2 separate regions of the Homo sapiens genome follow, and region 1 is linked to region 2. Evidence: chromatin contacts called from ENCODE Hi-C or POLR2A ChIA-PET data. All regions are on one chromosome and are shown on one strand. The core of a region is the stretch at or near the end of the contact, and the rest is flanking DNA. Distances in the headings are between cores, read along the strand shown. Region 1 holds the start of RHEB (Ras homolog, mTORC1 binding). Region 2 holds the start of KRABD3 (KRAB domain containing 3).

Evidence for each region. Hi-C counts contacts between places; a loop is a spot of excess contacts on that map. ChIA-PET counts read pairs that join two places held with the same protein, here RNA polymerase II (POLR2A). Pooled maps may share reads with other maps.
Region 1: a loop to region 2 is called in a pooled map, with 12 times the contacts of the local background. The contact joins the promoter of RHEB here to the promoter of KRABD3 in region 2. A Hi-C loop is called at or near these places in 1 of 37 single-sample maps with no recorded cell type and 7 of 50 pooled maps. POLR2A ChIA-PET finds 5 or more read pairs at or near these places in 1 of 52 experiments (HEK293T).

What each region holds. Positions count from the first base shown.
Region 1 is chr7:151,516,211-151,521,616 of GRCh38, reverse strand. It overlaps RHEB (Ras homolog, mTORC1 binding), which reads left to right and starts at 1,722. Exons shown (of 8, transcript NM_005614.4): 1 at 1,722-2,157. The coding sequence starts at 2,106. RefSeq lists silencers at 1,272-1,321, 1,362-1,711, 1,882-2,041, 2,212-2,331, 2,042-2,471 and 1 more and an enhancer at 3,542-3,591.
Region 2 is chr7:149,712,541-149,717,670 of GRCh38, reverse strand. KRABD3 (KRAB domain containing 3) reads right to left here and starts at 2,720. Exons shown (of 17, transcript NM_001290187.2): 1 at 2,605-2,720. The coding sequence starts at 2,616. RefSeq lists enhancers at 1,798-2,430, 3,068-3,567 and silencers at 2,633-3,072, 3,899-4,193.

The DNA.
Region 1 (5,406 bases), core at 473-2,972, 1.8 Mb before region 2:
GCTGAGGCAGGAGAATGGCGCGAACCCGGAAGGCGGAGCTTGCAGTGAGCCGAGATTGCGCCACTGCACTCCAGCCTGGGCGACAGAGAGAGACTCCGTCTCAAAAAAAAAAAAGAAAGAAACTACAGTAAATCCCAACATGCAATAATACATATATAGCATATCTATAAACATATATATCTACACGTGCACTTACACAAACTTACCCTTACTCATTTTTTTAACTCACCACTGTACTAATGAGGACACATACTTACCCTTACTATGCATAACGCAGTTTTCTATTCTGTTCTATTTTTTTTAAAAAAAGGTAAAACTAAACTGATTTTATAATGCAAGGAATTTAGTAGCATCTGTTCAAAAACACCGTGGTGAGGGTATCCGAATCCACAGGATAAAAACGACACATTTTACAGGAGAGTGCATTTTAAGACCTTTATTTTAAAATACTTAAAATAACTATAGCGTAAACCTCAACATTTCATGGAAACATAGAACTTCCAGACATTGATCACTTCTGGCTGGCTGCCTGGGGCTTCCATCTGTAGATCCCCGAGGACAAGAATGCACACCCCAGCCCCTCATCGGAGTGCTTCCGTGGGAAAGCTGGAGGGAGTCGCTCTTGGGTTGGGTGTTCCAAGTCGACTCCAGTCACCTCTAAACCTTCCTACGCTGGAATACAAGGCCTGCCACTCAGCTTCCCCTGGCTTCATTCCTCCCCACCGATCACTGGCAAAGGGCGAAGGGCCATGCCCGGCCTCTGCAGGTCCCCACTGCCAAACAGCCTGGGCAGAATAGGGGCGGGTTCCCCGGCGCGGCGGAGTCTCTGCTAACTCGGCAAGTGCCAAGCCCTCCAGCAGCCACCACGCCGGGCCTGCCTGCAGGCTGGTCCCTCAACGGCACCTGCGTTCCCGGCCGGGCTTCCCTTCCCGCGCCCCTCTGCACTGCACCCCTGGGAAGGCTGTGCCCACACCACGGTCTCCGCCCGTCCACACCGCGGCCCGAGGCGTTCCTGGCACCCGGCTCGGGCCTGCCCGCCGCACCAGCCGCCCCGGTGCTGGCGGAGAACCGGCTTCCCGCCCCGGCGCTGTTCCAGGAGGTGCGCCGAGCTCCGCGCGAAGCGAAGCGGACACCAGAACTGACGAGGCTCGCCCTGTTTTTAATGAAATTCCTAACACTTTGAATTAACGCAGACTCCATGCTTCCCACAGTCCTTCGGCCGTCGGTGACGCTTAGTCACCACTACATCCTCAAACCCAGACACGAACGCTAACGCAGCTCAAGGAGAATTTTCAAAAAACCCCGAGGGAGGAGCCAGCCCACCCGCCCAGGCCACGCGCCTCGCGCCCTTCACGGGCTCAGCGGGCGCGAACCCGCCAACCGCTTAGCGTTTCGCCAATCACCGCACCTCCCACCTATTGCCCCGCCCTGCGCTCCGTTCTGGCCAATCACCAGGGAGCCACCGTTTGTCTCTCCGCCTCTCCCGCCCGCCCCTAACCGGTTGGAAGTTTGAAGCCTTCAAACCTAGCCGGCGCCCAACAGCGCGGTAGCAGCGAGGTGTATTTTTAGCTCCCGGGCGGGCAGCCCCGCCCCCCCCTCCCCGCCTCCTTGTTTCCCCCAATGGGAGATGGAGTTTCCGACACGTCATCGCGCGGCTGTGCAGGAGCTGTCCAATCGGCGCTCGGGGAGAATGGCGTAATTAAAAAGCGGCGGAAGAAGGTGGGAGGGTCATGACGCAGCGAGTTTCAGTCGTGACTTTTCTGGGGGCATCGCGGCGTCCCCTTTTTTTGCCTTTAAAGTAAAACGTCGCCCCGACGCACCCCCCGCGTATTTCGGGGGGCGGAGGCGGCGGGCCACGGCGCGAAGAGGGGCGGTGCTGACGCCGGCCGGTCACGTGGGCGTGTTGTGGGGGGGAGGGGCGCCGCCGCGCGGTCGGTTCCGGGCGGTTGGGAGCGCGCGAGCTAGCGAGCGAGAGGCAGCCGCGCCCGCCGCCGCCCCTGCTCTGTATGCCGCTCTCTCCCGGCGCGGCCGCCGCCGATCACAGCAGCAGGAGCCACCGCCGCCGCGGTTGATGTGGTTGGGCCGGGGCTGAGGAGGCCGCCAAGATGCCGCAGTCCAAGTCCCGGAAGATCGCGATCCTGGGCTACCGGTCTGTGGGTGAGTGGCCGGTGGCCGCGCGGCCTCCTCGCGCCGCCGGGGCCTCGCCTGGGAGCCGGGTCGCGGCCGGGCCTGCGAAGTTTGGAGCCGGCGCGGCCATGTGGCGGGGCGGGCGGGGGCCGCGCGTTTCGTAACCACCATTCTGAGCGGAGGTGGTGGCGGTCGGGGCGGCGTCCGCGCCGGTGGAGGAGCCGCGGTAGCTGGGCGCCCTCCGCGGGCCGGGCGGGCAGGTGGCGGCCGGGCGGAGGGCGTGGGAGGCGCGGGGCGGGGGCCGTCGGCCGCCGAGGAGTCCGGGTCTCGTCTGGGGAAGTGAGGCGGCGCCGGGGAGCCGCGCTAGAGGCTGCCGCGAGGGAGTCACACCTGCCTCCCCGCCTTCGCCGCGGGCGCGCGTGACCGGGGCTGGCGGTCTCCCCCACCCCGCCCCCGATGTAAGGAAAAGAAAGTCCGTGGGATTTTAACAAAGGAAGCAGCGCCTCGGCTTCATTCCATCTGTGGTGAAGTTTACCCTTGTAAAGAAAACTAGGGATTTAGAGGACGTTTGGGCACTGAACGCAAGTTTTCTGCATAGGAAACCTAGGCGATCCCCCAAAAGAGGTCCCTCTGGAGGCCCTCGAGATGCTGCTGGCGGCCTGGGTAGGAAGACAGAGAAAAAGGAATGTCTGATCTCTCGGTGCCCTATTTTTGTTCGGGAAGGAATAAGGTCAGGTACTTGCAACCAGGCTGTTGAAGTAATTCCAAAGTCTTTTTGTTTTCTTTTTCTTCCCCCAAAAGGTTGACATACATTTGAAACAGTTCCTAGCAGTCGCCTTATTGCTGAATAAGGTGGCTTAGGGTCGGGTTGGGGGGCGGACGGGGTGTTACAGAACGAGCGGTTTTCTGGCCTGTGTGAAACCAGAGCGATTGAACTTAGACACGCTTCAGGGTGAGGCTGTATTGTCTCCCGACATCCGGAAGCCTGGAGAAATTAGTTCATCTTTTCGGGCTGTTTTGAAGTAACTGTCTATAGAAGGCGTGCACCGGGCCACAGTTGAGGGGATGGGGAGGTGAAAGCGAGGGTTCCGAGGCTCCCGTGATTGCGGAACGGGGTGACTATCTGTCATGGGAAGCTTGTACCTGCCTGCCGCTCACTGGATGCACTCCCCAACTGCGCTTTCCACCGCCTGTGCCAGGGTCTGTGCTCTTTGACCAAGATCAGCCACTGCATGCTTACTCATCCTTTTACCACCTCTCCGTCGAGAGCCGGGGGGAAATTAAGGGCTGAAAGAAGCTTGGCTAGAGATGCGGGGTGCCTAGAGTCGTAGGGGAACTCTTGTGCGATGCGGTGCTGAATCCGAGGGGATGCATAGGTGGCAGCTTTAACAGCTGCAGCCAGGAAGTAACCATGAATCAAATGGAGGGGTTCAAAGTCACTAATTGTTCAAATATCAACATGGAACCTGGGATCCAGCCTTTATTGGCAGCCTGAATCCATGCTCTTGTCTCTGTTCTCTTGATTTCCTCCTCTGCATTTTGAGGAGTTGGGACCGCGAGGTGTTCTGGCTCTTGGGTGAGCCTTCCCTAGTCAGTCAAGTAAGTACTTATTGGCAACTATTTGGAAATAGTAGTCCCTGAATAATCACGTTATAGGCAACAAGTACCTCGGCTACCTGATTTCAACCCAAGAGAATGACCTAAAGATCTTGACTGATTTACCCTTTTCAAATGTCGAAATGGTAGCTCTAGTCTTTGGTGAGCAGGGCTAGTTTTATCACTTTTTTTTTTTTTTTTTTGGCTACAGAAGTTCCTTATGTCCAGTTGAAATCCATTCTGTTTTATCTTCCCTCTATTCAGCGTCCTCCTGAGGACGGAGATGTGACAGGCCACCCCTTAGCCTTGTCCTCACAAACTGTTGCTTGTTAAATACTGTGCTAACTTAGTCTCCGGTGGGATACAGGGTCACTTTTAGTCCCTATTTTCTGTCTTCAGTATTTCATATTTCTGCAACCTACCCCACTTCTCCATATTTATTTTCAAGCGTAGTCATATTAAACGATTTTGGAGAGGTTAAGTTGCTCCCAATCTTGTATTTGATTTTTTTTTTTTTTTTTTTCCGAGACGGAGTTTCGCTCTTGTGACCCAGGCTGGAGTGCAATGGCGCGATCTCGGCTCACTGCATCCTCCACGCCCCGGACTCAAGCGATTCTCCTGCCTCAGCCTCCAGAGTAGCTGGCACTACAGGCGTGCACCACTATGCCCGGCTAATTTTGTATTTTTAGTAGAGACGGGTTTCACCACTTGGCCAAACGTCAGGCTTGTCTCAAACGCCTGACCTCAGGTGGTCCTCCCACCTTGGCCTCCCAAAGTGCTGGGATTATAGGCGTGAGCCACCATGCCCAGCCGCATTTGATTTTAAAGTGTATTATGAGCCAGGATATTTTGTAGTATGTGGGGTCTTTTTTAGGGGAAGGAGATTAGGTTTTGCCAGCAGGTTTCTTCTAGTAAGCCACCCTTTTGAGAATTACTCAGCATGCTCACTTCTGGGAGCTTACTGGCATGTTTGCTTGCAAATGGTGGTGCTGTACCAGAGAAATTTGAGTACCTGTGTTTCTAGATTGTGGTATTTTGTGATGCTGAGCTGTTTGTCCTATATTCTGGGGGTAGAGCCACATAAAAAGCCTCCACACCTTTCTTAGAATGTTCTCTTGATTAAATACATTAAGCCAGTTTGACTAGTAGGATACTTGTCATTGTGATTTGTCATGCCACAAACTTTATTTTTAAAGTTGTCTTCAGATAAAACAAAAAAGTGCTATGTTTGTTTAACTAGTTGGCTTTCTTTTTTTTTTTTTTTTTTTTTTGTGACAGAGTCTCACTCTATCACCCAGGCTGGAGTGCAGTGGCGGGATCTGGGCTCACTGCAACCTCTGCTGCCCAGGTTCAACCGATTCTCCTGCCTCAGCCTCCCAAGTAGCTGGGATAACAGGCGCCTGCCACCCCGCCCAGCTAATTTTTGTATTTTTAGTAGAGACTGGGTTTCACCATCTTGGCCAGGATGGTCTTGAACTCCTGACCTCGTGATCCACCTGCCTCGGCCTCCCTAAGTGCTGGGATTACAGGCATGAGTCACTGCACCCAGCCCACTACTTGGCTTTCCGTTTTCTTTTTTTCTTTTTTTTTGAGTGTTGTCAGAACTACCAATAGGTAAAATATAATTCTCAGGTAGTCTATACAATTCTCCCTGCCAGTCCCCTGTACTTTTCCTGGTATTTA
Region 2 (5,130 bases), core at 1,471-3,970:
CCGTGACTGCCTGCCTGAGGCCCGGAGGCCCAGAGGCTGATGGGCAGTGAGATGCTGCAGCCTTTGCCTCCTGCCTCGATGTGCAGACTCTCCCTGAGCAAACCTCTGTGGCTCTGGCCCAGGTATGGTCACTCCCTCTCAGGAACAGTCTCAGACACCCTCCAAAACTTCTCTCAAAGAGTTATTTACATTTCTTCCTAGCATCTTGGAACAGAGAAAATGTAGCCAACATCAGGGTCTATGCAGAAGAGCGTGCAGAGCAGCCCTAGACCGCTGTCCTTAGGAAGGCCTGCTTGCCAGGAGGGCTCAGGCTGGCTTCCAGGTATTTAGGTGTCAGGAGGCTTCCCACCATTCCCTAAATGATGGGAGTGGCTCAAGGTGCCTAGGCTGAGCAAATGACGTGGTGTGTGCCACACCCCTGCTTTCCTTCTGGGAGTCTGGAATTTTGGTTCATGGCAGGCAGAGGGTTCCCACATGACATTCTGATGGCTCAACACAGAGCTGGCAAGGCAGGTCTGAGCTCTAGGTAAGAACATGATACCAGCTATGTTGGTTGCACTGGTACCACTGCTGACCTGATGTGGCCATTAAGAGGTTCCGGACCCAGAGACCGGGGCAGAGCACGGTGACTGGGGCCTAGCCTCAGGAGCCAGGCTGCCAGAATTCCAATCCCTGCCTTGTTTCATACTAGTTATGAGACCTCAGCCAAACCTAACCTATTTGGGCCTCAGTGAACTCATCTGTAATACTGGGATCATAACAACCTACCTCATAGAGGTATTGTGAAGACAAAACAAATACAGGAATAGTGCCTAGAACAAATGCGGGGACTATGAATATTAAGTGCTATGATTAGTAATACTGCAGCCAGACCTGTCTGCCTAATGCCCGCTTGCAGGTCTGAGCCTGCCAGCTGAGCTCTTCCACATACTGCTCCTGACCACCGGTGTCTCTCTCGCTCCAGACTAAATATATCCCAGCTCTTCCAGGAATCTGTAAGAGATGCTTTCCAGGCCTCTCACCATCTCAGCCTCAAGACAAACTGTTTTGTGATAAAATTCTTAGAAAATGAGAATGGGAACTGACTGTGGCCAGGGTAGGCGCTTCTGCCAGTGGCCTCCCTCTCCCCAGAAAAAGCAAAGAGTGAGGGTTTTGTGTGTGAGGGAGTGAGCAAGTGTGAGTGTGCAAACACCTGGGCTACAAAACTCATCTTCGGGAGGAGGAAGGCCACCACTGGCTGGCTCTGCCCACACACCACCGGCCTTCCTCCTCGGGCCCCACTTCACCTCCTTCCCCCAACCAATGGAGAAAAGCTTTCTGGGCTGACCCAGGACTCTTGTAACTGGGCAGCCTCCTAGCTCATAGCTGCACACTGGTCCTCCTAACATCACCCTTCCACCGTGTCACTAGCCCAGCACAAAAACTGCAGCTTCAGTGCCTGCTGGACCTGCCCCTCTCTCACAGTCCTTCCCAACCTAGACCTGCTCTCCCAGTGGGCCTCAGGCTCGGGCTCCCTGATCAGACCCTGCCACAGGACCTCTCAACCTGGAGGCTGTGCTCACATTGCCCTGGGCTTCTGGGAACCCTCCCTGCTCCTCTCCACCTTACAGTGACCTACCACTCCCCAAGGTCACTCCTGGCCACCTTCTCCATGAAGCTACGTAGTGTGAGGATATTCCCCTCATCAGATCTGAAAGGTCAATGGCCCAAACTCCTCACTTTACAGAACAGGAAACTGTGGTATGAGGAGGCCTTAGGATGGGGCCATGGGCATGTCTGAACCAGGGTGTCCCTAGGCTACTTAACTGTGCAGCCAGACCTGAAAAGGACACTTGACTGTCCCTGCCCAACAACATCCAATTTGCCTAGCCTCTCCCTTCTCCCCAAATGCTTGGGGGCACTAATGACGCCAAGGGCCTGGCACAGTGTTTGCTCTGCCTAGTCACACGCTGCCCCCCATCCATGGCTGCCTCGGACTGGCCAAAGCTCAGGAGCCACCACGGTTGCAGAACTGGCTCCAGGTGCCCATCCAGAAGAACGTGGAGCAGTTGCTGGTATCAGCACCAGATACCTGATACCTCACTGATATCAGCACCAGAGTTTCCCAGCATCGTCACAGCCCACACACAACCTAGCCCAAACGGTGCCCAGGCTGTCACGGCCTGGGGCTCTCCCTCCAGTTCTCAGATCTAAACGCCTTACCTGCAGGCTTCCCAAGACAAAACTTGGGGTTTGTTCTATCTTTGTTTCTCCCCATTTCCACGTCCCCAGCCCCCGGGATCCAGGATTCCACCAAGAACAGAAGTATGAGATTTACTCACTGCCTCCGAGGCCTTCATGCCCACTCTACCAGGATAACTTGTAACGAAACAAGCCACGCCAAGGGGGTTTCCCCAGGTGGAGACTGGGCCGTGGGTACCGGCGGCGGAGAGCTGGAGAGAGGTTGTCCGAGGACCTGAACTTCCCGGCACGAACCCCTGAGCATCAGGCCTGCCCAGCCTCACCCAGCCGATCCCGAAGTTGCGGGGGGGTCCCAGCTCTTTCTCGCCCTACCGCCTTCGGGGCCGCACTGCGCCGAGGGGTCCGCGCGTCCGCCTGCCTTACCTGGCGCGCCATCCCCGGGCTCAGCCTCCCCGCCACTCCTCGGTTTCCGGCGCGGGCCCTGGCGCGGGCGCACGCGACCCTCGTCGGCGGCGGCCCAGGTCCGCGCAGGAGAAGGCGGGGCCGGGGGCCTGGGCCGAGGGGGAGGGGCGGGGGTGGGCGCGCCCGGGCCCGCCCCCGGCCTCGTTGAGCCCGCCCCGAGCGCCTCGCATCCCTTGGTGGGTGGTGCCGTTTCCGCCCGGAGCCCCCGGCTTCGGCGGCCCGGCCGGCCGGCGCAGACGCGGACTACACTTCCCAGAAGGCGCCGCGGCGCCGGCTCGGAAGCGGGGGGCGGAGACAGGGCGGGGCGGACCTGGCTCGGGCCTCGTCCCCGCCCCCTCCCCTCGTCCCCGCCCCCAGCTGCGGGTAGAGGTTGCGCGCCGAGACCAGCCGGGGCGGCTGTGGGCGTGCAAGCCCGCGGGTACGCGCCGCTTATCACTCATTCATTCCCGCAGCCACCACTCAGCGCGTCCCATGTGCCAGGGGCTGATGGTGGGGATGAAGAGGGACCCATCTTTCCCAGAGGCCGCGGTCGGGGAAACCCGACCTGGAGTGAAAGGGGTCGAGGGTCCGGCCGGGCGTGGGTGGGACAGAGCAGCTGCCAGGCCCCCGTACATCCTCACGTCTTTCGCCCGCGCCCCCGCTCGCCGCAGCCATGACCTACCTTCGTGTCACATTTTGCGTGCCTGTTTGCTGGGGTGGTAACCCCAGTTGTTCCTGGCACATAGTAGGCCTCAAATAAACGTGTGATGCGGGAAGGAAGCGCGGCCCACTCTCCTCTGCCTCCCCCTGCGCTTCACGAGTTCGAAGGCCTGGTCTGGGCGGGCGCTGCGAGAGCGCTCCGGGGGTGCGGGCGAGGCGCAGCGAGCCTGGTTTTCCTGTCTGGAGAAGGACCCCGTCATTTTTATAGAAGGCTGCTGGAAGGGGGCCTGCGGGGCTAAGCCTGCTGTGCCAGACAGAAGCTTGGAGGGGAAGGGGAGGCTGTGGTCCCACGCAGAGGAGACTCTGCTCTGAGTTTGGAAGCCCCGTCCAGACCTTGCGGCCCAGACAGCGCTCTGCCTGGGCAATATCGGAGGGAAGGAAAGGGAATTCCTCGCCCAGTCGCCCGGGGCTGGCCCTTGCAGCCGCGCCGGCCATGATCACGGACTCGGGTACGATGCCGACAACCCCTCGTCCCGGCCTCCGAGGAAAGGCGCACGCCCACTCGGGCAAAGCCCCCTCGGTCATACCCGAGACACCTTAGACACAGGACCGGCGTGTGCGCAGCCTGCTGAACAAGGATTTGAAGATATCACAAGGCCCCACCTCGCGGAAAGGGAAAACTTAAAAGTCCAACTTTTCAAGAGCCCTACAGGCCACAGCCCTCAGGGTAAGTCGCCTCCTGGGCTTTAGGCCGGGTCCCACCTCCGTGCCGAGGTGAGGCGGGCTCCTTACAGTAATGTGTTCCTGCTCCCAGCTCCTCTCCACCGCCCACCCTCCGGCCCGGGATCCCTAAACGTTAAAACCCCCTAAATCAGGGGTCCCCAACCTTTTGGGCCAGAGCCCGGTTTTGTGGAAGGGAATTTTTGCATGGACTGGGAGGGGGGTTGTTTTGGGATGAAACTGTTCCAACTCAGATCACCAGGCATTAGATTCTCCTAAGGAGCCCGCAACCTGGATCCCGCATTCACAACAGGGTTCTGGCTCCTATGAGAATCCAGCACCTGCAGATCTGACAGGAGGCAGAGCTCAGGGGTAATGCGAGCAAGGGGGAGTGGCTGTAACTACAGATAAAGCTTTCCCTGGCTTGCCCGCAGCTCACCTCCTGCTGCACTGCCCAGCTCCTAACAGGCCAGGACTGGTACTGGTCCATAGCCCAGGGACTGGGGACCCCTGCCTTAAACTTAAACACCTGTAGAAAGAAATCTCTATCCAAGTAAGATGCACCTTTGTTTTAAGCTGTGCAGATTCTTGGCACCTCTTTGACTCAAACGTCCACTTCCTGGCTAGGCTTCCTGCCCCATTTGTGGACCATCAGTCGCTAAAAGCAGTTCACCAACATGAAATTTGCTGCATGGCCAATTATTTAAATTATGGAGACACTTCCTGGCACCCCTATCCCCCAAATTTTAGTTGCGCCTTTGACCCTGTAGACCTGTATTTACCTCAGCCCGTGTGTGTGCGTTAAAAAATAGTTGTGAAGACCTGTCCTGAACCAGGTTTATTGGATGGCTCTGGACACAGACAAAGGCAGGAGTGGAGCTGAAACACATCTTTAAAAATTCCTTGGCTGGGGCCAGGCACGGTGGCTCACACCTGTAATCCCAGCACTTTGGGAGGCCAAGGCTGGTGAATTGCTTGGGCCTGGGAGTTCCAAACCAGCCTAGGCAACATGATGAAACCCCATCTCTACAAAAAATGCAAAAATTAGCCAGGTGCAGTGGTGTACCCCTGTAGTCCCAGCTGCTTGGAAGGCTGAGGTGGGAGAATCTCTTGAGCCCAGGAGGCAGA